2 separate regions of the Homo sapiens genome follow, and region 2 is linked to region 1. Evidence: chromatin loops called from intact Hi-C (ENCODE). Cell type or tissue: tibial artery. All regions are shown on one strand. Links, peaks and the distances in the headings refer to the core of each region. The heading gives the core; the rest is flanking DNA. Region 1 has its middle 22 kb from the start of HLA-F-AS1. Region 2 has its middle 19 kb from the start of HCG9.

The links. Hi-C counts contacts between places; a loop is a spot of excess contacts. Peaks named below come from ENCODE experiments on the same cell type or tissue, not always from the same donor. Only the 100,000 strongest peaks of a DNase experiment are listed, where the experiment ranks them.
Region 2: it touches region 1 in a loop (4-fold over the local background); 8 of 110 quality-filtered maps call a loop at or near these places.

The regions. Positions count from the first base shown.
Region 1 is chr6:29,765,804-29,775,651 of GRCh38, reverse strand. It overlaps the pseudogene LOC353010. Among named protein-coding and RNA genes, the nearest start is that of HLA-F-AS1, 22 kb to the right of the region's middle. In tibial artery, for the core only: no CTCF peak of the experiment used is centred there; no DNase peak of the experiment used is centred there.
Region 2 is chr6:29,985,872-30,001,808 of GRCh38, reverse strand. It overlaps the pseudogene DDX39BP2, the pseudogene MCCD1P2, the pseudogene LOC353007 and the pseudogene POLR1HASP. Among named protein-coding and RNA genes, the nearest start is that of HCG9, 19 kb to the right of the region's middle. In tibial artery, for the core only: no CTCF peak of the experiment used is centred there; a DNase peak (open chromatin) is centred at 7,438.

The DNA of each region.
Region 1 (9,848 bases), core at 6,674-9,173:
ACAGAGCCTTGGGTGTTGTGGCGAAAACTGTTTGAGACAGAGAAAGAGGATACAATAGTATGTCTGAGTTTTTCTTGCAAATACCTTTAATAACAATATTCTCTTCAATGAGTCAACAGTTGAGAACCCAGAGTAACTAGAGCAAATATTCCAAAGACTTCTGTGCCGTAAAAATAATGACTTGAAAATAAGTCTTTGTTTCAACTAAGGTGTCTCACATTTAGTTGAAGTATGCCCCAAGTGCCAATTTTCTTATTGAAATATCATCTTCAAAAAACATTTGCCTACACTTAAAAAAAAGGGCTGTTGTGTCTATTGAGTAGCCATTCTTTTGTTTCCTTACTTCTCTCATAAACTTGATTTCACTTTAAAAAATTTGCCTAATTGGTTTTAATTTACAAAAATGTGAATCTCATACCTCAGTTAACACATCTAGCTTAGCAAGATGTCAATAGCTTTGGTTGGATGCAGTAGCCCAAAATGGTTAGCTCCAACTGAGGCATAAGATTTTTCAAAAACTGGCTATTTGGTGAGCATTCTATAATAAACTTAACATCTTTTGTTCTGGTATTGAATCAGATACGATAGAAGTGATTTGGACACCACTATGATTCTAAATGGCACTGCAATTTTGTGCTTTCAAGTTTTTTTGAGCAATCCTGTTGTGTTTTCCATTCATATTTGCTATTCCATCACTGGTTGTTCCTTTATACTCTTTTATTGTTTCATCTATTTTGATCAATGATGTGCATTTCCAATTCTGTAAAAGTTTAATTCAGTTGTATGTGTGGAATATGTAACAAATCAAATCCTTTGCAAAATGGAATTACCTTGCACATCAGATTGAATCTTGTATACCTGAAAATCTAGAGAGATGCCTGTGAGCCAAGGATCATATGGCCCTTTAGCCAAGGGTATTGTCATGGCATCCTGTAAGGAGCCTCTCTGTCATGTGGCTCCTTACAATTCTCTGTGGCTTTCTTCCAATGTAAGTAGTTCTTGTTAAGGATCCTTGCAATGAACTTTGATATTTTTTTCTTTCATTTTTTAAGAAACAGGTATATTTTAGTTTGAAAAATACTGTTTAAGGAGTTATAATCTAGTAGTTACCTGGGTTCCCAGCACTGGCATAAGACACAGAACCCGCAAAGCCACCCTGGGCTGCTGCCCAATCACATCCCCCAGAATGAGACCCCATCCTGAGTCTTGTTTTTATTATTACTTTGTATTTCTTTAAATATTTGTACAATAAGTATATATAATCTCAAACCAAATATTAGTTTCACTGGTTTTTAAGCTTCCTGTACAGAAATTCCTACTACATTTCTTTTCTCATGATGCACATTATGTATAGGAGTTATCTGTTGTGTGGGAGGCTGTCATTCACTCATTTTTACTGCTGAAGGTTTACATTTTATGGTTATACCACAATTTCACTACTTTGCTATTGATGTATAGGAGGCTGATTCCAGTTTTTGCCATAAACATTAGTGTGCATGTCTCCTGGGCACATAGGCGAGAAAGCCGCCAGAGTGTATGATTAGGAGTGGGATGGTTGGATGATATGTTGTATGGCCTTTAACCATACTAAATAATGATAATATGATTTCCAAAGTAATTGTGCCAACTTAAGCTTTTACAATAAATGTGTAATATGTGATGTTGATGTGTTCTGAAAACACTGAGTTGAAGGAATTAAGAGTTAATAGCAACTGCCTTGGCTGCAGAATTATAGCAGATTTTTTTTTTGACGGAGTCTTGCTCTGTCGCCCAGGCTGGAGTGCAGTGGCACAATCTCGGTTCACTGCAAGCTCCACCTCCTGGGTTCACGCCATTCTCCCGCCTCAGCCTCTTGAGTAGCTGGGGCTACAGGTGCCCGCCACCACACCGGCTAATTTTTTTTTTGTATTTTTAGTAAAGACAGGGTTTCACCGTGTTAGCCAGGATGGTCTCTATCCCCTGACCTCGTGATCCGCCCGTCTAGGCCTCCCAAAGTGCTGGGATTACAGGCATGAGTCACCATGCCCAGCCTATAGCAGGCATTCTTATTCAGACTCTGTTAATAACTTCCTGTTGTTAACTTGTATCCTATATACCATGGCTTTATACTTTTAACATATAGATTCAGAAAATGTTTCCTTATAGTACAAACACATAGGGTTATTTTATATGTCAGAATATGTCATAATAAAAAAGAAAAAAATGGAGGAAAGGAGAGAAAGAAGGAGAGAGGAGTGAAGGAAGCAAAGAAGGAAGGGGAAGAGAAGGAGGGAGGGAGGGCAAATGGAAATAGAAAAGAAAGAGAGGGAGGGAGAGATAGAAGTGAGAAGAAAGGGAAGGAATAAAGGAGAAAAGAAACGAAAATAAAGAAAAAAACAGGCGTAGAGAAACTAGGAACCCAATATATGGCTAATATTATCAAAATGGGAGGAAATAAAACGGATGTATTTAACCTCTATAGAATAACAGAAATGTAAGAGGGCTTCATTAGTTATCCATTGCTGTATAACAAACTACCCCCAAATTTAGTGACTTAAAGCAACAAACATCGACTATCTCAAAAGCATAATACAAATACTAGCAAAATGGAGCCAATGCAGGTAGAAGTTGAACAAACAAAAGGATTTTACAAATTGGAGTAAGTAAGAGGTCACTGGTGTGCAGATGAAAATGATTTTGCATTCCAAGTGCCATCATGGGATTAAAGTTACAGGATTTTATTAGGGGACACACCTGTCAGAGATATAGCAACGGAGGCAGGTTACCCTGGGAAAGGCAACAGACCAAGATGCAAATGTGACCCCCAGTGATGGACAGAAGGACAGAAGGTTTACTGGATGTGTCCTAGACCACAGGCAATCTCAGGAGAGTTGAGCAAAGCCATGGAGGAGTCTTTGAGCCACTGCTGTCCGTCAGAGGAGTCCCTGGTCTCCCAGGAATGTCCTGCCTCAGTGTCACTGGTGTGACCCATCACTGGCTGGGAACAGCCCATGGGAAGCAGGGTCTCTGCACCAATGACACTGAGGATGTCAGAGCACAGGAGTGGGGCCTTGGGTGATTACCCAGGAGTGTGGCTCAAACCTCCTGTCCTGAGAGGTCTGGGCCCTTGGAAATCAAATCCTCTCAGGCTGGATTGCTGGATGATTCTGCTCACATTTACAAAGGGACAAGGCAAACCAGAAGGCCCCCAAGTAGATCTCTGGTTCTCACACACACACTTCTGCCCTCATTGTGTGAAAGTAGCCATGCCTCCTCCTGGAGATCAGGATCTATTACCTGCACCTGGAGAGGAAGAGACTCCTTTTCTCACCAGCTGGTCTCTGGGCACATACTGTCCAAACTTCTCTGGTGACAACCATAATGTGTAGTTCAATGGGCTGTCATGTGTCTCTTTTTAAGGACCTCCTGCCCTGAACAGCCCAAAGTTGGGAGATAAAACGTGCAAAATACCCCAGTGGGTGAATCTAAGAGACTGGACATGGAGACAAACCTGCTTCCAACTTTCGGTTTCTAGACCCACATATTCTTCCTATTGAGAACACAGCACCGTAGAGATGTCTCTGATTCAAACAATGCACCATGTCCTGAAAAACGGCCCCCACCCCTCAGAGTGCTTCCTCCAGGATGACACTGAGTTTTGCCTGTAGAAGACATTTCCAGCATTCCTTGTGGCTGGCAGCCCCTGGGTGGTGCAGATGGTGATCAGATCAGTGAAACCCATAGCCACGGAAACACTGGAACTTTCCCTGCCAAGTGGGTCCTTCAGGCAGATACTGGGTTGGGAGCACCACCTAGCCTGTGGATCAGGAATGTCAACAGCACCCAGAGAGTGGTGCTGGCTGAGTGTCCGAGAGCAGGACAGGAAAACTCACCCATGGAATATGAGCCTACCCCTGTGAAGATGAACCTCAGGCCCTTCTAGGATGGAAGTAGCTAAATGTAGTCAACTTGTTACATAGTGGCTAGTTAGTCACCTAAAGAAATAGTGCCCCACTAGGGCACATGGTGGGCCTCAAATGCTGATGAGTTGGACATTCAGAGGTGGCAGCAGCTGGATCTGTCTTGATAATGGGGAGTCAGTACTTCTGGCCCCATATGTAGCCTCATGCCTGCCACTGTGCTTGCTCCATTCATGTGCCCATCCTACCAGGCCTGCATTGACCCATAGTGAAGGCTGGCTAACTTCCATTTGTCTGTTTGGTTGTTCAGTGCTGCTTCAGACTTGGGTGTTTTCTGGGGGTGTCAACATGGGATTCAAGCACAACCCAGGTGGACCATTTTCACCTCATGATGAATGCTGTTGGGCCTGTCCAATCTATGACTTTCTGGGTCACACAGAAGCCAATTCACACAGGTACTTGGAATCACATCGTTGCTTGGTGTCCTGTGGTTAAGCATTCTATCGAATCAGGACCAGGAACACTAAAAGTTGCTTCTAATGGGGAGCCATGTCTCTGCTGTGGATGACATGATCTTACTCCAGATCCCAGGCCCTCCACCATGACTCTCCCACTGCTGCTTGGTTCAGCTCCATCCTGCATCTTTCCCCACCCCTGCCCCTTCCAGTACCAAGAGGTCTGAGGGATGGTGGCTGCACCGCAGCCTGTATCTGCTGCAGGGTGCTTTCCTGTGTAGGCCTCACTTGAAGCTGGCCTCCTCCTATGTCACCTAGAGTGTGGGCCAAAGCAACATTTCTACATGTGGAATGTGCTGTCGTCAGAACTCCAAGAGGCTCACCGGAGAGTGTGCTTTCTTTTTTTGCAGTAAGGATGCAAAATGCAACACTTTGTAATTTACCTAGGAGGGGACACCCCTGGCATTCCCCTAAACACTGGACTCATAAAACTTCACTACAGTGACCTTTCCTGAAGCTCTGTAAGGTTTATCTTCACCTTCTGAAGTGCAAATGTTTTGCCAACGATGCCAGTGCACTTTCTACCTGCTGCTCATTCGCCCCAGTCAACATGAAGTTGTAAATGAAATGAGCTGATTTAATATCCTTTAGGATATCCAGTATGTCTAGTATAGTCATAAGACTATACTATAGAGGACAGGGGAGTTACAAAAGTCCTGAGGCAAACTATAATTCAATGTGTTGTGGATCCCACATGAATGTGAATCACTCCATATCCCCTTTGTAATTGGAATGGAAAGAAATGCACTCACCAAATCCACAGCTGCACACTGTGTGCCCAAGGCTTTGTTAATCTGCTCTACCAGTGATATCCAGACAGCACAAAAGCTGCACTTATAACTCCTACTTGGCCATATCTGGAGTAATCTCATTCATTCTTTAGGCCTCACTAGGCTTCCTCAGGGACAGATTGCTGGATTACACGGAGACAATAGGCAGCCTCAACACCACCCCGCCTCCTTCAGCTTTGTAATGGTGGTGTGACCCCCACAATACTTGCAGTGTCCTTCACAAGACCCACGCTGGGACACACTATGATTTTTGATTTGGCCAGGATGGGGGCAGTTTCAGAGGTTTCCCTTTGGCCTTTGGCATCAAGAGATCCCTTATACCACAGACTGGGGACCCAGTGTGGGGGTGACTCCACTTACCAGAGCATCAGTGTCAATTATGCACTCAGGGAATTGGAAGATAATCAGGGTTGGGTCTATGCATCCAGTGGTCCCATTGCGGGCCATAATGTGTCCAGGTTTACTCCCTGGCCTCCGTAAGCCCCACTGTGATGGAGAAGATGATTGTGCTGTGGGCATCTGGGCATCAATATCAGCTTACATGCAATGAAAATGATCCCCCCTAGTTCTGCCTATTTCCCTTCCCCAATGTACAGTCTCCTGAGTAAATGGCTATAGGTTCCCTTGCTGAAAGACTGAGGGAATTGTCCCAGCCATATATCTCCATGGTGTCCCAGGGTCCTTTCTCTAGGGATATGGACTCCTCCTCTGTCACTGAGATCTGAGTCTGAATCTTGATTGAGGTCTAGGCATTGAGAAGGGGATCATGGCTTTGTATTTGGTCGAACACCCTCAGTCTCCTGCTCCTCAATTCTTGCTTTCTTATCATATATATCAAGCAGTGCCCTTGTTGGCTGCCTCTTGTAACCCTGGTGTCCTCTCTACTAACTTTCCCCACACTCCCTGCAGCTTGAGTCCCCTTGGCTGCTCCTCTGAGGTTGCCATGGTAACCATGCCCTCCGGCTTTTGCAGGTCACTGCCACCACTTGTTCTCAGTCTCTTCAGGCCCACATTCTCCCCAGAGATATGAATAAGCACAACTCTGGGACCTTTACTATCATCCCCCCCAGCCTGCAGAGGATAACACCCCGACACTTCTTAGTGATGCAGGTCCCTCTCCACAGCATGTTCCTGAGGCTCTGGTGGAAGGTGTGCCCTCTGGGTCCTCTTGTGGAGCATGGTCCTGGTGGGCCTTCATCACGCCCACTTCCCTCAGCCTTGTTATTGCATCCTCTACATGTTCCAGGATAACTAGGTCATATCTACCTTGTTGAGAGTTGGGCATCATTTTTTCCAGTCTATATGGACTCACCCCAGTAGTGGGTTTACCCCATGTCCTGGGTTCTTTGATAAACCCATGTCCTGAGAAAGTGCCTCCAAGCCAAAGGATTTTTATTCATCCAGACTGAAATTCTAGTTTATTGATCAAATGCCCTCAAATTCCAATCCCAGAAGTGCACCCCAGGCCCCTATGGGGACATGCTGGCTAGTTCCTGCAAAGCTCCTGAGTGGGATTCCTGCTGCATCGTAGGAGTGAGGCTTCTGTAGCATCTTTCAGCATAGGAAGTGGGAACGATTACTAGAGAAGGGTGAGCCTCCTCTGCATGCCCAGGGGTTCCTGGAGGAGGGCACCCATCAGATAACTCTGTTCTAGTTTGCAGAATCTGAGGTTCCCCCACCAGGGCCCTGACTTTCCTATAAAAGGCCTGTGTTGGCTGAGTATCAAACGTCTCTGGAGCACTGTGCCCACCATAATGATGTTCAGCTACCATTCCATGCTATCTGCTCTTTTGATCCAGGAGATAAAGGCCTCTCCATGAGACACTGCAGAGACTCTCACACATAGCCAGTGACAGCTGTTAACAACCTGCAGATTCTCATTATCCTTTTATAGAGCATCAACACAGCTGGGAAGTAACCAGCCAACTCCACTGTCTTTGTGGGTTTACCCCCAACTCCATCATTATTGTGCAGGGCATTCTATCACCACATCTGCCATAGCTTCCCCTAACCAGAGCATCTTCTCAGGTTAGCACTGGTGAGACCCACGGCAGCTCAGATGCAACTTCTCTATGGACTTTCTTTGTCCCCCGCTAACCTAGATGGCATCCTCTTGGCCTGACAGGCAGTGGGAAAGCTTATTTCAAATTTCCAGTTTTGGTCATTTTCATGGATCACCCTTGATACCACTTGTGATAGCTGCGGTCCTGAACTTAGACCCCAATACAGTATTAAATGTGTAAGGATTTATTAGGGGAAATAGTTGTGAGAGAAAATCAGGATAGAGACAGAAATGCTGGAAAAGCCATCAGATCACAATGCAACTCTGAGTCCCAGTGAAGGAGAGAGGGCAGGAAGGTCAGCTGGAAGCATCCTAGACCCTGTGTAGGCTAAGGGAAGCTCAGTAGGGATGGCAGGGAGTCCTGGAGCCTCAGCCAGCCTTCAGAGTAGGAATATTCTTGCCTTAGTTTTCCTGCTTTGGTCAATCATTGGTTGGAAAAAGCTGGGGCAGGTGTGGTCTCAGATCAAATGTGACAATAGATTTCAGGCTGCGACAGCTGGGACATCATCAATTATTCTTCCTCTACCTGAGGGCCTGGGATGTGCATCCTCATGAGTGCCACAATGATCCACTGGAATAAAAGGAAAAGGGATGACAATAGAGGGAAAAAAAAGGTATTAATTGATGAACTAACACTTTAAGTAGATGAGAAGGGATGATGTTCAGGGCACCAGCAGAGGAACTGGCTCTGGCTGGGAGCAGGATGGTTAACACACAGCAATCCCCCATGTAGTAAAATGCCTGACATGTGGTGCAGCTGCAAATGCATGAGCAGACGGTGGTGGAATCTGTGAAGTTGTCTTCTAAATGTGTTCAGTTTTCTCAGTGAAGTAGGAAGCAAGATCATCAGCGGAAGTAAGAATGGGGAAGGAAGATTGGATGTGTGAGGACAGAGAGAAGGTATGTAAGAGTCACCCAGGCCAGGAGGAGGCTGAGAGTGAGCCATGCAGGGAGAGGGTGATTGCTGGCTATGGTGGGGGCTCCCCATGAGGTTTGGGTCGTGAATGTAGAGAGAACAGTCAGCATGCTGTGTGCTGCTCTCCAGCCTCCTGCAGCTTATGGGGGCAGGTGCAGTGTAGGCTGAGGTGGAATCCACTAGCTGTGTAGTTTTGCCAGGCAAGTGTGACAACGAAAGGGAGAGGCAAGGGAGGGATGGAAATTATTTACTACAGAATCCAAAATGGATGAGGAGGGAGGAGAGGACAACAAACACTAAGGGAGAAGGAATAGATAGCAGCATCACTGGATTGGGAATTTCAAGGGGGTGGAAAAATTATTGGAATAGATGTACTACAGAATGGACTCCATGCCTGGAAAGCAGGCACACATGCAATGAGTGGTTCACTGATGTTACATTATAGCATATGATCAAATTATAGCATCAGTGTCTTCAGAGCCTGTGGCTACCCTGCAAGGGGATGAGTGGAAAGATGGTCAGAGAGTGGGAAGTGTGAGATTGAGAGTGTGGAAGGGCTGGGGTTCTTTGCCATGATGAGGCCTAGGGGAGGACAAGGTCCTGAGATTCCGGCAGAGAGAGGAGATGGTAATGAAGAAAAGGAGTTCCAGGATCTGAGAGGCCAGGGAGTGAGGGCATCTTCTCTGCTGTATAGGTGTCTATTGCTGCCATAAAAATTACCACAAACCAAGCAGCTTTAAACAGCACCTAATTATCATGTCACAGTTGTGTGGGTTGCAAGTCCACCCAGTCTCACGGGGCTAAGATCAAGGTATGGGCAGGTCTGTGCTCCTTCCTGGAGAATCTGGGGAAGAGTCCACATCCAAGCTTATTCAGGTTCTTGTCTGAATTCACTTCCTGCAGATAGAACTGAGCTTCCCACTTCCTTTTTGGGAGCACCCTTAGATCCTAGAGACTTCTCTCTGGTGCCTAAAGCACATCCAATCCTCCTGCTTGGAACCACTGATCTCCCCTTTGCTGTGTCTCCTCTGCCTTCCTTCTCTGCAGCATGTGACTCCATCTAGAGCAGATTCTCTCCTTTTAATGGCTCATGTGATTTGATCGGGCCCACACAGAGAGTCCAGGATGATCTCCCTACTTTAAGGTCCTTTATCTTCATTACATGAGTAATGTCCCTTTTGCCATGCAATGCAACCTGTTCACCGACTCCAAGGACTAAGACTGGATCTCTTTGGGGACTAGTACTCAGCCCAGCACATCTGCATATGTTGAAGTCAGAAAGAATCAAGGAGACAGCACTGCTGGAGAGGGTGACAGTGATCTAGGAGCTACAAGAGTTAGGATTGACAGGAATGGCTTGGGGCCCACAGGGAATGGCTACAATGAGGGGAGCGGCGCCTTAGTCTGATGACAGCTTAGGGGTTTTAGGGAGGAGGGAGGCAGAAAGGTCTGAGAACCACAGTGAAGAGCAAGGACCCCACCTCACCTCTGAACCCAGGGGTATAAGTTGCTGGGAAACTCCCCCATGTAGGGGAACTTCAGAGCGGGTCACATCCTCAGGAAGACCTGGTTCCTGCTAGAGCTTCGAGGTGAGGGAGCATCCTGAGAGAGAATGAGGAGGTTTTGCTGATCATGGACTGAGGATTCCAGATTCCAGGGAGTACA
Region 2 (15,937 bases), core at 5,979-8,478, 230 kb before region 1:
CTGTACCATCTATGACTTTGTGGGTCACACAGGCACTTGGAACCCCGTAGTTGCTTGGTATCCCGTGGTCAAACATTCTATTGAATCAGGACAAGGAACACTAAAAGTTGCTTCTAACAGGGGGCATGTGTCTCTGCTGTGGATGACATGATCTTACTCCAGAATCCCAGGCCCTCCACTGTGACTCTCCCACTGGTGCTTGGTTCAGCTCCATCCTGTGTCTTTCCCCACCACTGGCACCACCAGCCCCAGGGGTCTGAGGGATGGTGGCTGCTTGTACCATGGCCTGGATCTGCTGCAGGGTCCTTTCCTGTGTAGGCCCCACTTGAAGCTGGCATCCTCCTATGTCACCTAGACTGTGGGCCAAAGCAAAATGTCTAGATGTGGAATGTGGTGTTGTTATAATTCAAAGAGGCTCACCAAGCAGTGTGCTTCCTTGCTTCTGGTGAGGATGCAAGATGCAACAGTTTTTCTTTTACCTTGGAGGGGACACACCTGCATTCCCCTAAACACTTGGCACTTGTTCACCCATAAAACTTCACTTCAGTGCCCACCTTTGAAGCTGTATAAGGTTTATCTTCACCTTGTGGGGTGCGTGTGTTTTGCAAAGGACTACAGTGCACTTTCTTCCTGCTGCTCATCTACTCCAGTCAACATGAAGTTGTCAATGAAATGTGCTGATTTAATATCCTAAAGGATATGCAGTATGTCCAGTACAGTCTTAAGCCTATACTATAGAGGGCACAGGTGTTACAATAGCCCTGAGGCAAACAATAAATAAATGTGTCGTTGATTCCACATGAATGTGAATCACTCCATATCCTCTTCCTTCCTTCCTTCCTTCCTTCCTTTCTTTTTTGACAAAGTCTTGCTCTTGTCCCCTAGGCTGGAGTGCAATGGCGTGATCTCGGCTCACTGCAACCTCTGCCTTCTGTGTTCAAGTGATTCTCCTGCCTTGGCCCCCCGAGTAGCTGGGATTACAGGCACCTGACATGATGCCTGGCTAATTTTTGTATTTTTAATAGAGACGGGGTTTTGCCATGTTGGCCAGGATGGTCTAGAACTCCTGACCTCAGGTAATCCACCGGCCTCGGCCTCCCAAAGCTGGGATTACAGGCATGAGCTACTGCGCCCAGCCCATATCCACTTTCTAATTGGAGTGGAAAGGAATGCACTCACCAAATCCACAGCGGCACACTGTGTGCCCGGGGCTTTATTAACCTGCTCTACCAGTGATAACCAGACAACATAAAAGCTGCAATTATAACTCCTACTTGGCCAGACCTGGAGTAATCTCATTCATTCTTTAGGCCTTACCAGTTTCCCTCAGGGACAGGTTGCTGGATTACATAGAGACAATAGACAGCCCCAACACCACCCCACATCCTTCAGCTCTCTAATGTTGGTGCGACCCCATAATACTTTCAGTGTCTTCCACAAGACCCACCCTGGGACACACTATGGTTTTTGATTTGGCCAGGATGAGGGCAGTGTCAGAGGTTTCCGTTTGGCTTTCAGCACAATGAGAGTCCTTACTCCACAGACTAGGGACCCAGTGTGGGGGTGACTCCACTTAGCAGTGCAGCAGTGTCAATCATGCACTCAGGGAATTGAAAGATATCCAGCGTTGGGTCTGTTGGCCCAGTGGTCCCATTGTGGGCCATAATTTGTCCAGGTTTACTCCCTGGCCTCCATAAGCCCCACTGTGATGGGAGACATGAGTGCTGTGGGCATCTGGGCATCAATGTCAGCTCACACCCAGTGTCAATAATCCCTCCAGTTCTGCGTGTTTCCTTTCCCCAGTGTACAACCACCCAAGTAAATGTCTATAGGTTCCTTTGCCAAATGATTGAGGGAATTGTGCCAGCATATACTTCCACAGGGTTGCAGGGTCTTCCTCCTAGGGATATGGACTCCTCCTCTGTCACTGAGATCTGAATCTGAATCTTGGCTGAGGTCTAGGCATTGAGGATGGGATCATGACTTTGTATTGGGTCAAACACCTTCACCCTCCTGCTCCTCAATTCTTTCATTCCTATCATAGATATCAAGCAGCGCCCTTGTTGGCTGCCTGTCCTAACCCTGGGACACCACCCTCTATTAACCTTCCCCACATTCCCTGCAACTTGAGTCCTCCTGGCTGCTACTCTGAAGTTGCCATAGTAACCATGCCCTCTGCTTTTTCAGGTCACTGCCACCACTTCTTCTCTGTCTCTTCAGGGCCACACTCTCCCCAGGGATATGGATAAATGCAACTCTGGGACCATCTTTATTACCATCACCTGCAGCCTGCAGAGGACAACACCCCTATACTTAGTGATGCAGGTCCCTTTCACCATCATGTTCCTGAGGCTCTGGTGGAAGGTTGTGTCCTCTGGGCCCTCTTGTGGAGCATGGCCCTGGTGGGCCTTCACCATGCCCACTTCCCTCAGCCTCGTTATTCCTTCCTTTACATGTTCCAGGGCAACTAAGACATGTCTACCTTGTTGAGAGTTGGGCATCTTTTTTTCCAATCTATATGGATTCACCCCAGCGGTGGGTTTAGCTCCACTTATCAAAGTCCTGGGGTGTTTGACAAACCCATGCCTTGAGAAAGTGCCTCCAAGCCAAAGGATTTTTATTCATCCAGCCTGAAATTCTGGTTTCTTGATCAAACGCCCTCAAATTCCAATCCCAGAAGTGCTCCTTGGGCTCCTGTGGGGAAATGGCGGCTAATTCCTGCAAAGCTGCTGAGTAGGATTCCCGCAGAATCACGGGGGTGAGGCTTTTGCAGCATCTTCCAGCGTAGGAAGTGGGAACCATTATTAGATAATGGTGAGCCTCCTCTGCATTCCCAGAGGGTCCTGGAGGGCACCCATCGGATATCCTGGTTCCAGTTTCCAGAATCTCAGGTTTCCCCACCAGGACCCTGACTTTCCTGTAACAGGCCTGCTTTGGCTGAGTGTCAGACATGTCTGGAGCACTGTGGCCCTCGTAATGATGTCTTCAGCTGCCATTCCACGCTATCTGCCCTTTCGCTACAGGAGATAAAGGCCTCTCCATGAGACACTGCAGAGGCTGTCACCTGTAGCCAGTGACAGCTGTTAACAACCCGCAGATTCTCATGATCCTTTTATAGGGTATCAACGCAGCCAAGCAGTAACCACCCAACTCCTCTGTCTTTGTAGGTTTCCCCCAACCTCATCATTATTGTGTAGGGCATTCTATCACCTCACCTGCCATAGCTTCCCCTAACCAGGGCATCTTCTCAGCTCAGCACTGAGGAGACCACAGCACCTCAGCTGCACCTTATGCCATGGACTTTCTGTGTCCCCCACCAACCCGGGTGGCATCCTCTTGGCCTGCCAGGCAGTGGGCAAGATTATTTCAAATTCCCATTTTTGCCTGTTTTCATGGGTCACCCTTCATACCGCTTGGGTTAGTTAGGGTCCCCTGAGGAGCAGAGCCCAATACGGTAGTAAATGTGCAAGGATTTATTCAGGGAAATACTTGTGAGAGAAATTCAGGAGAGAGACAGAAAACACTGGGAGAGCCATCAGACCACACTGCAACTCTGAGCCCCAGTGAAGGAGAGAGGGCAGGAAGTTCAGCTGGAAGCATCCTAGACCCTGTGCAGGCTAAGGGAAATTTAGTAAAGGAGGCAGGGAGCCCTGGGGCTGCAGTCAGCCTTCAGAGGAGAAATATTCCTGCCTTAGTTTCTGCCCTGCTTTCCTCAATCATTGGCTGGAAAAGATCAGGGGGCAGGTGTGGGATCAGAGCAAATGTGGCAATAGATTTCAAGCTTCAAGAGCTGGGGTCATCATCGATTCTGCTTCCTGTAGCTGAGGGGCTGGGATGTGCATTCTCATGACTGCCACAATGATCCAGTGGGGAGAGAGGGAAAAAGTTGATGATAAAGATAAAAAAAGATACTAGTTGATGAACTGACAACTTTAAGTAGATGAGAAGGGATGATGTTTGGGGCACCAGAAGAGGGACTGGCTCTGACTGGGAGCAGAATTGTTAACCCCCAGCAATCCCTCCCGTGGTAAAATGCCTGACATGTGGTGCAGCTGCAAATGCATGAGCAGACAGTGGTGGAATCGGGGAAGTTGTCTTCTAATGTGTTCAGTTTTCTCAGTGAGGTAGGAGGCAAGGTTGTCAGCTGAGGTAAGAATGGGGAAGAAGGGTTGGATGTGTGAGCACAGAGAGAAGGTGTCTAGGAGTCACCCAGGCCAAGAGGAGGCTGAGGGTGAACCACGTAGGGAGAGGGTGATTGCTGGCCACGTCAATGGTAGGGGCTCCCCATGAGGTTTGGAATCTTAAAGAGACCAGTCAGCATGTTGTGTGCTGCTGTCCAGCCTCCTGCAGCTCATGGGGCAGGTGCAGCATAGACAGAGGTGGAACCCACCAGCTGTGTAGTTTTGCCAGGTGAGTATGACAATGCAAGGGAGAGGCAAGGGAGGGATTGAAATTATTTACTGTAGAATTCAAAATGGGAGAAGAGGGAGGAGAGGACACCAAGGGTGAGTGACAGGGAGTAGATGGCAGGATCACTCAATTGGGAATCCCAGTGGGCTGGAAGGATTGTTGGAATTGATGTACCACAGGGTGGACTCCAAGCCTGGAATGCAGGCACATAGGAAATGAGTGGTTCATTGATATTACATCACAGCATATGATAAAATGATAGTGTCTGTGTCATCAGAGCCTGTGGCCACCTTGCAAGGGGATGAGTGGAAAGATGGCCAGAGAGTGGGAAGTGTGAGATTGAGAGTATGGAAGGGCTGGGGTTCTTGGCCGTGATGAGGCCTAGGGGATGACAAGGGCATGAGATTCAGGCAGAGAGAGGAGAAGGTCATGGAGGAGAGGAGTTACAGGATCTGAGAGTCCAGGGAGCAAGGGCATCTTCTCTGCTGTATAGGTGTCTGTTGCTGCCATAAAAATTACCACAAACCAAGTGGCTTTAAACAGCACCTAATTATCATGTCACAGTCATGTGGGTTGCAAGTCCACACAGTCTCATGGGGCTAAGATCAATGTACGGGAAGGCCTGCATTCCTTCCTGGAGACTGGGGAAGAATCCACTTCCAAGCTCATTCAAGTTCTTGTCTGAATTCACTTCCTTGCAGATAGAACAGAGATTTCCACTTCCTTGTTAAGAGCCACCCTTAGCTCCTAGAGTTTTCTCTCAGGTACTCACACATGGCGCCTAAGGCACATCCAGTCCTCCTGCTTGGAACATCTGACCTCCTCTCTCCAGCTTCTCCTCTGTTTCCTCTTCTGCAGAATCTGACTCCAGCCAGGGCAGTTTCTCTGCTTTTAATGGCTCATGTGATTTGATTGGGCCCACGCAGATAGTCCAGGATACTCTCCCTATTTTAAGGTCCTTAATCTTCATTACATGATTAATGTCCCTTTTGCCATGCAATGCAACCTATTCACATGTTCCAACGATTAAGCCTGGACATCTTTGGGGACCATTACTCAGCCCACCACATCTGCGTATGTTGAAGTCACCAAGAGTCAAGGAGACGCACTGCTGGAGAGGGTGACAGTGAACCAGGAGCTACAAGGGTCAGGATTAAGAGGAATGGCTTGGGGCACAAAGGGAATGGCTACAACATGGGGAATGGGGCCCTAATCTGCTGACAGCTTAGGGGTTTAGGGAGGAGGGAGGGAGAAAGGTGTGAGAACCACAGTGAGGAGCAAGGACCCCACCTCACCTCTGAACCCAGGGGTACAAGTCCCTGGGAAAACTCCCCCATGTGGGAGGACTTTGGAGGGGGTCGTGTCCTCAGGGAGACCAGGTTGCTGCTGTAGCTGTGAGGTGCAGGAACATCCTGAGAGAGGGTGTGGAGGTTTTGCTAATCTTTTTGCTGGGGGAGGGTCTTGCCTCAGTGTTGACTATTGGCTGATCAGGAGGGTGGTTGCTAAAGGCTGCTGTGGCAACTTCTTTAGATATGACAATAAAGTTTGTGGCATGGATTGTAAATCGGGAATCAGTACTTAAGTAAGGTCAATATGAGTTTTCAAGTCAGGTGGACCTGAATATGAACCCTCCAGGCCCTTCCACCAGCTAGCTATAGAGCCCTGGGCACATCTGGCCCACAGTTGGCCCTGACAGACACTTGCCCAGTGAGTGAGTGCTGAATGAGCCCATACGAGTCAGTTTCCTCATCTGCAAACTAGTGATGTAATTCCTGCCTTGCCAATTCAGAAGAATAAGTGAGAAGAAACCCAGTGCCAAGAAAAACAGACACAAGACCTGTGGAAGGCTGGGCACCAGTACTCTAAAGCAAGCTCTGCCTAAACTGGCAGGATCATTTTTCACATCAGAAACAGGAATTGGTCTGGATTCTGTCTGGGACCAGGCTGAGAGGGAGGTGGAGGCAGCAGAGCAGGGCAGGGGTGGGGCCTATGCAGCACCAGGTGCTGAAGCAAAGCCAAGGCCTGGAGGGAGCGAACTCTTGGTGTCTTCTAGGCAACTCAGACTGCTCCCTGCCTCAGCTACCATGGTCCTTTCTCTTCCAGGATCTCTTGGTGCTGTTGTCTTCACCTCCTCCTGCCCTCCTGGTCCCTAGCTCTCCAGGACTCACAAAGATGCTGCTCTGAAAACCCCAAGGCAAGCGTGGAAGAGTAGAACAGCTCCAGGGACAGTGGGAAGATGAGGTCACCCCAGCATGTTGACGGACACCAAGGGTGGGGGTGGAGGACGTGAAGGGGATCAGCACAGGAGTCAGGGGAAATCCTCTAAATCCCACCCTGCACCACCCTCACCCCTGCAGCTCCTTGCCTAGTTCCAGCTCTGAGCTCTCAGCTCCTTCCCAACCACACCCCAGCTCAGACCTCAGGGCTCTCTCTCCCCACCCCCTCCAGAGCAGCACAGTCCACAGAGCCCTTGAACAGAAATTCCCCCTCATCTAACAGTTAATTATTTCTTAGCGGAGAGGGACAGCCGGTCCTCTCTTTCCAGTGACCCCATATCCTTGTTCAAGGTATCCAGTTATACTCCCTGAGCCAGGGATCTCTATTTGCCCCCCAGAGGCCTATGCCCAAGACAAGGGGCTCCCTGGGCTTCTCAGTACAGGAGGCCTTAAGCTAATGGGCTAGAAAAAGGGAAAGGGAGGTAGAATTCCTCATTTACAGCCAGACCCTGCAATACAGGTTCCAAGGGCCTCAGCCCCCTGCCCTGGCTGATGCTCCCTCCACCACTCCCCCTCACCAGGGCCATGAGCCCCCAACACAGCTGAGCTGGCCCAAGCTGAGGAGTTGCTGGAGCTGGACCAGGCCCTGCTGGAAGGGCAGGAGGGGGTCAGGGGCCCAGGCCCTGGTGCTCAAGGTCTAGAATTTGAAGGAATAGATGAGGAGGCACCAAGAAAGCCTGGGTGGAGACACTCAAGCTTCCCACCAGTGCCCACAGCACCCTCCATCCCTGGAAATACTGCGCACCATCCACCAGGAGCCCCAGGATCAGAAACATCCCAGCCTCTCTCAGGCCAGATAAAGCAGAAGAGACCCCAACAAAGGGCCGGAAATAGGCAGGTAGTTGGGGAGCCAGGGCTCTGCAGTCCGTCCCCCTTTGACCTCACAGCAGGGCATCCAGGCCTTACAGGAATTTACCCTGGACCATGCCCTAAAATAATCTTACCCCAAATACAATAAAGGGAGAGAGCACCCACACATAATGCAGATGCACTTGTGTTTCATGTTTAGTTACATTAAAAATTCTGACGATCAGGAATGATGGTTCGGGAGTGGTGCTGATGCAGAAGAGGAAAGCCAGGGGGTGGTGGAGGCTGTCAGGTGTGGGGGCAGCAGGGTCTCCTTCACCCACACCCTGCTGTCCTCTCCTGAAGGGCAGATGGTCACATTCCAGAATGAGCGAGTCTCCTACTGCATCTGTTCAACTGAGAAGGAGACATGGCACAGTGAGAATAAGGCATGAAAGGACAAAGCAAGGCAGGAACACACAGCACACATGCAGATGCTGGTGTACTGCCTGGGTTCAGAGGATGGACTTGGGTGTGGTGGAAGAGATGTAATATGAGAAAAGGCACAGACCCCACATAGAGGGCAGCAAAACGTCCCAACACAGCATCAACGGCCAGGGGGCATGAAGCAGTCAATTGTTCATTATGCGTTAAGTGCCCATGACCTACATGATGGGATTGAAGACACAGTAAGGAATAGGGAGGAACTAAGGGTTTCATGAAATCAGCACTCACTGTGGAGGAGACGTCTGTCTCAGCAGGTAGCTCCTAACACTGAACTTAAAGTGATGCTGCCCATCACTGAGGATCCTGGCACAATTCTCATCCGACACAAGCCCTGTTCCAAACCAGCCTGCTCTAGTCACCTGGAAGGAGACAGAGGTTAGGACTAGAAGACCCCAAAGAGGGAAGACAGCCAGAGGGAGGAATGAAGAAGTGAAGTGTGAAAAGATACAGAAAATAAGTGGGTGGGAGAGTGGGTGTCCCTCTGTGTATGGAGCTTACCTGATTCACGTAGGTCTCAGAATCTTCAGGCATGTCACAGGTAAAGGCAGTGTTCACCTGCTCCATGTCCATGCCTGGGCAAAATAGGGTTGGTAGCCAAAGAATTGGCCTTTAAAAATCTTTTGGGGTCATTCTCAGACAAGTACAGAAGAGCAAAAACTGTTAGTCACCTGAGGTGCATTCTCCTTCTCAGGTTCAGAAATGAACTACATGTAAAAGGAACCAAAGGCTGTAATTCTCATGGCACCCAGAAAACTGGACTAGGGACCTGGAGAGTCATGTGCCTGTCATTGCTCCACCACTCACGAGCTGTGTGACTTCAGGAGAAGCTCTCTACTCATAGGGCCTCTGATTCATCTGTGAATCATGGACAAATGCCTCCATTCTAGCAACCTTACTGAAATGCAGGGAGGACCAAGTGATCAATGCGGAGGAAAAAAGCAAAGTGATGACATTTACTCCTAGACAAGACTCTTTAGGAAAATGCACTTTAAAAGGAGGAGAAAACATAGTACCTGCCATCCCCTGCCAAAAAGCCTCTTTGGTTTAGTAATTATGATTGTTCATCATCTTTCTATAAAATTAGGGCAAAACTAGCTCACTCAATGTCTCAAATAAATTAAACACAGTTTGTGATTCTATGTCCACAACTTTTGCACTGTGTGAAACTGAAAAGAAATGGGAACACATCCATGTTTGTGTGGTGGCCAGGAGACCCACAAAGGCTTGGAAATGACCCTGTATCATCTATTTTCCATTGACTCACTCTATGTTTTGGAATCCCAGGTAATTCATATTCTTAAAAAGTCTCATGTTCATACATAGGACAGAGTAGAAAAGGTAATATTTCTGTTTTAATTTGCTAGGGCTACCATAACAAAGTACCACATGCTGGGTGAGTAAAATAATAAATATGTATTGTCTCACAGTTCTGGAGGCTACAGGTGCAGGTCAAGGTGCTGCAGGGTTGCTTTTTCCTGAGGCCTCTCTCCTTGGCTTGTAGATGGCCACTTCTGTCTTCTCAACATAGGACTCCAACATATGAATTTCGGTTGGGGAGGGACACAATTCGTCTCATAACAGCGTGGATCATCCTTGGTAGTGGATATTCTAAAAAATAAAAGAGAGTATATCCCTTTGGCTTGGTGCTTTCTCTTGGTTTTCTCAATTTTTGGTCTTGCAATAAGAACAAAAAAGAACAAGAACCAACGTTTAGTTTTTCCCAGAAGGTGAACCCTCCCTACATCTGGGTAACCCCAGACCCCAAGAAGAGGTGCTATGCAGTTCTCCAGAGTCTTACTTTCTCCAGGAATTCTGTTTCTGCCTTTCTAACTGGGGAGAAGATTCTCTCAGGAGAGCCACTTCTTCTGATGCTGTATGGGCTTCATTCTGCTTGAACTTACAAAGTGGATCTTAATAAAAAGGAAATATTTGCCAATTTTTATCATGGTCATATTTTTGTACTTTTTAAAATGTCCCATATTGTGTTGAGTTTATTTTAAAAATATTTTTTAAAGGTAATACATAACATTTTATATGTTTATGGGGCACATGTGATCATTTGATACATACACAGAATGTGGAATAATCAAGTCAGGGTGTTTAGGGAATCCATCACCTCAAGCATGTATCATTTCCTTGTGTTGGGAACATTTAAAATCCACTCTTCTAGCTGTTTTAAATATACATAATTGTTAGCTTTAGTTGGCCTGCTGTGCTATAGAACATTAGAACTTTTTTTTTTATATAACTGTACATTTGTACCCATTAATCTACCTCTCTACATCTTCCCACCCCTACATTCTTCCCAACCTCTGGTAATTTTCATTCTACTCTCAACCTCCATGAGATTAACGTCTTTAGCTCACACATGTGAGTGACAACATGTGATATTTGTGTTTCCTTGCCTGGCTCATTTCACCTAACATGACCTCTGGTTCCATCCATGTTGCTGCAACTGACAGGATTTCACTCTTTTTTTATGGCTGAATTGCATTCCATTGTGTATATACTACAGTTACTTTATTCATTCACCCATTGATAAATTCACCATTGATTTCACATCTTTGCTATTGTGAATAGTGCTTCAATAAACATGGGTGTGCAGGTACTCTTTTGATATATTGACTTCATTTCCTTTGGATAAATACTCAGAAGTAGAATTGTTGCATCAGATAGTAGTTCTATTAATAGTTTCAGTTTTTTTGAGAGATCACTCTACTGTTTCCCATAATGGCTGCACTAATTTACATGACCACCAACAGTGTATAACATTCCCCTTTCTCCACATGCTCACCAACATCTATTATTTTTTATTTTTTAATAATAGCCATCTTAACTAGGGTTAGGGTAAGATATATCTCATTGTAGTTTGATTTTCATTTTCCTGGTATTTAGTGATGTTGGGTGTTTTTCACACACCTGCTGGCCACTTGTATGCCTCCTCTTGGGGAATGTCTATTCAGATCCTTTGTCCACTTTTTAATTGGATTATTTGTATTTTTTACTGCCAAGTTTTTGAGTTCCTTGTATATTCTAGATATTAGTCTAGAATATACTAATTGGATGAATATACTGGTTGGTTGAATACTTAGTAAATATTTTCACGATTCAACAGGTTATTGCTTCATTCTGTTGGATGTTTCCTTTGCTGTGCAGAAGCTTTTTAGCTTAATATAGTCTCATTTGTCTATTTTTACTTTTTTTGCCTGTGCTTTAGAGGTCTTAGCCATAAAATCTTTGCCTAGACTAATGTTTCCCATAAGTTTTCTTCTAGTAGTTTTACAGTATTGGGTCTTACGTTTAAGTCTACAATCCCTTTTGAGTTGATTTTTTGTATATGGTGAGAGACAGGGGTCTAGTTACATTCTTCTGCATCTGGTAGCATTTTCCCAGCACCATTTATTTAAGAGACTGTTCTTTCCCCAGTGTATATTCTTGGTTCCTTTGTCAGAGGAACTCCTTTGAGAGTTCTCATTAAGAAGCAATGTTTAGTTTCACCAAATGCTTTTTCTGCATCTATTGAGATGATAATATGGTTTATGTCCTTCATTCTGTTGATGCGGTATATGACATATTTTGATTCACATATGTCAAACAATCCTTGCATCCTGGGTATAAAACTCACGTGATTATGGTGTATTGTTTTGATCTGTTGTTGGATTTTGTTGCTAATATTTTCAATTACTATTTTTTATTACTAACGTTTAAATTTTTATTGTAAGCATTTTAAACTTGTAAAATTTACATATACTGAAATGATCAGATCTGTATCAAATTCATCAATGAATTTTGACAAATACAGCCATAGCACCCATGCCACTATGAAGATACACGAAGTTCTCTATTTTTCTGCCTTCAAATTAGCCCCCTTTCCCCAGCAGCCATTGATCTGATGACTATCATGATAGAGTAGCTCTTCCTGTTTCAAAACTTCATACGTATCCATTCATCCCATATGGCCTCCCTTGTGCCTAGCTTTTTGCACTTGGTGTAATATCTATGTGGTCTGCCCAGCTTGTTGCATGTATCAGTAATTCATTCATTTTTAATGCTGGTAGTATTGCATTGTATCACTGAGTCACAATTTTTTTGTACATTTTGGGGGTATTCACGGTTTTTTATTGTTACAAATGAACTATGGACATTATTGTACAGGGATTCTTGGACATAATCTTTATTTCACTTGAGTAAATACCTAGGAGTGGAAATGCTAGCCATAGAGTACTAGCTTGTTTAACTTTATTAGATGATATAAAAGTGATTTTCAGAGTGGCTGTTTTATATTCTTATAGGCAGTGGATGAGACTGTTTCACATCCTTGACAACATTTATATTTATTAATCACTTAAATTTCAGCCATTCTAATAAGTGCTTAGTGGTTTCTCGCTGTGGTTTTACTTTGCATTTTTCCCTGATGACTATTGGCCATTCATGTGTCTTTTTTGTAATGTTTCAGAAGATTTCTCTAAAGATTGTGGAAGGAGCTAAATAAACATGATTTCTCTTTCTCTAAGTGCTAGACCTAAAGTGGAATGTTTAGAATCCATCCACGCTTCCCAGTCTGGCCTACTCAATCCCATATTTGCCCCCTAAAGTCCCCACTCCTTCATCCCTCTTTTATATTTTATCCTCTTCATTCTGGCTCAAGCTCACACTCCTCCAGGAAGTCTGTTACTGTGAAGGTCACTGACATGCTCAGTATTGTCATCTCTCCATCTGTCTGTACCTCTGTGCAGCTTTCCTCACACTCAATAACTCTTTTCTTATTTTGCTCAGTTCCTGTGGATTCACTTCACAAACATTAATTCAAAGTAGTTCCAGCTGGAAGAAAGAATAGAAAATTATAAAAAATCTTTGTGAAGGCACCACCCAGGTTTGTCAATTGGCGACATTTTAATATTATTGGCTATATGTAGTATACATAGAAAAATAATAGAAATATATGTAGATAGCCTTGATTTTTCACAGCTCTGATATGCACATGTTTCAGTCAGTACTGTACTGAGCAAATCAAGAATTGCAAGAGGATGTGTGACTTGAATTTAGTGTATGCCTTTATATTTTTACTAAGTTTTAGGAAATCTCTTTGTTTGAAGTCTTTTAGACTTGTTTTTTTAGAACAGGTCTCCTCACTCTGTCACCCAGGCTTGAGTGCAGTGGCACAAACACAGCTCACTGTACCTCAACCTCCCAGGCTCAAGCGATACACCTACCTCAGCCACCCAAGTAGCTGGGGGTATAGCTATGCTCCACCATGCCGGGCTAATTTTTGTATTTCTTGGAGAGAGGGTTTTTGCCATGTTTCCCAGGCTGGTCTTGAACTCCTGAACTCAAGCGATCCACCCACCATGACCTCCCAAAGTGCTAGGATTACAAGTGTACACCACCTTGCCTGGCTTTGCTTTTAGACTTCTTATAAATTGTTTCTGGCTAATTTTATCATTCATTTGCTTGCTTTTTCAGTTAACATGTTCTATGACATGAATCTATGTTCATACAAATAGTTCATTTGCTTTCATTGGTGGATAGTATTCCATGGGAGGAATATACTACAATTCTTCTCTTTCCCTCTTCATTGACCTTTAGATTTTCTCTATTGTAGACCTCACTGCAATGAACATCCTGGGACATTGCCTCCTGCTCTCAGAGATATGTGAGTTTCCCTAGAATATGCATATAGGAGTGGGGTCACTACAGCTTTTCCATATGATGTTACATGATGCAAAATTGTTCTCTGAAAGAAATAATCCAAATGCCTATCAAGAGGGGGCTGATTAAAAAGCACCGCACTCAAAAGAAGCAATCTCTATTTTTTTTTTAAATATTGCATATATATACAATGGTGTATCATGAAAATTTCAAACAAAGATGTAGCTAAGCTCTTGGTATTTCTTCATGTGATGGTCTTTGTGATACAATGTGAAGGGAAAAGGCAAGGTGCAGGAAAGCATATGTAGTTTGCTAAAATTTGTGTGAAATGGGAGAAAGATTATATACATATACATTTAGATTGACTTGCATATGCATAAAATGCCTTTGAAAGAATAAGCAAGAAACTGATATAAATAGCTGCCTGTCAAGATGGGGTAGCATAAGAGAGAGACTTTTAACTTTTTGAGTTTTGAGCCAAGTCAAAACATAAAATAAAAGATAATTCCAAGGCAGACAAAACAAACAAAATCAAATCCTTCAAAATAAAAAACTTAAAAAAAGAGCCTAACAGAATTAATTCTCTTACCTTCCTTAATTAAAAAAAAAAACTGTCTAAAAATTATATCACTTCTCAAACAAGGATGTTTCCTGTCACTTTAATTCAGTATGTTGTTTTCTTTTTCATTGCACTATCTTTCTTTATGTGTGTGTCTGTCTTTCATTCATTAAAAGTCAAAATGAGAGCATGGTTACTTCACAAATGCAACCGGTTTGGTGAAGGAAATTTTGACCAAATCCTGATGTAAATGGTGAAGCCCAATCTACAAGGAATTCTACGGGGTCCAATGTACCAATTGTGGCTTCAGCAGGCTCAGAACTTCCTCTACTGTCCATGTGAGCTCAAGTATGTGATATTTAGAAAAGAGAACACTTGGTAATTCTCCTGGAAAACACACGATTGAATCCATTTGCTGAATTTGGAAGGTTCTCATTATGAGCCCATTCTAAGTATGTGTCATATGAGGTCACCCTGTATTTGGATCAGAAGGTATAGTCAGAGCTCACATCCCAGGCCCAAACAGCCCAGGACAGCAGAGCAAGACTCGTAGGTCAGTTTCATAAGGGGTGGGAAGGATTGGGGGTGTGGGGGCCACTTGTGAAGTAGTGGGAACCCCAGATGCTGTGTGAAGCTCAGCCTCTGGATTGCCCTGTAACCCCACATTTGATTCCTTCCTGGGTGTCTGCCATTCCCGGGATCCCAAGGAAATCAAATGCTGCAGACTTGGGTGGGGTGCTCTCCAAGATGGCCCATGCATGGTCTAGTTTATCCTATACCTTTGCCTGTCAGCCCTCTTCTGATATTAGAAATCAATATGGATTGCCTTAGGGTGGTGATTCTCAAAGTGTGTTCCTGGGACAAGTAGCATTGGCATCACCTGAGGACTTGTTAGAAATGCAATTTTCAGGCCCTGCCTCAGACCTACTGAATCAGAAACTGCATTTTAACGGGCCCCCAGCAGAATTCTGCATTTCAAATCAGGCCTCTCTCTCTCTGTCTCAAGACTCAATATTGAGCAGCTGTGACTTCTGGATAGTCATATATGGGACACACTTCCTTGCCAGGAAGCACCTGGCTCCTCAGTCAGCTTAGTCTGAGTCCTGGCCTGGCCTAGGAGAGAAAAATTCATGTCCTGGGTTCTGAGCAATGCTCTCCTGTCCTGGATGCCTGTCAGACTCCTATTTATACCTCAAAACGCAGCTCAAATGTTGTGTCTTATGAAGCTTCTGTGACTCCTTGGTCAGAGCAGATGGTCTACATGTGCATCCGCAAAGCAAGTTGCATATTCTGCCAACCATTTGTGTAAGAATTTCCTTACTGGCAACAGAGTGAGACTCTGTCTAAAAAAATAAATGAATAAATAAATAAATAAATAAAGAGTTTCCTTACTGATCTCTGCCTGAGCAAGACGGCTTAACCTTGAAGGCAAGGGGGGTTTGGTTCCTCTTACCTCAGCCCCAGCTCCTTTAACACAATGCCTAGCACATGGTAGGTGTTTGATAAATGTTTACCAAATGAAGGGATTTCCTGCAATGACCTAGGAGACAAGAAGGTGGAATAAAAGCTCACAAGCCAAAAGTGGGTGGGAAAAGGTCTTCCAAATCCCAGTGCTGTGTGAGCACAGGGCCCACTGATGTTCACTTTTAGAAGCTTCCCATCTATCTTGTTCTCTTCTCACCAGAAACATCTATGCTTCCCCACCAAGGTCCACCTAATCGCACTTTACCTTTCAGGACCACCTTTCAAA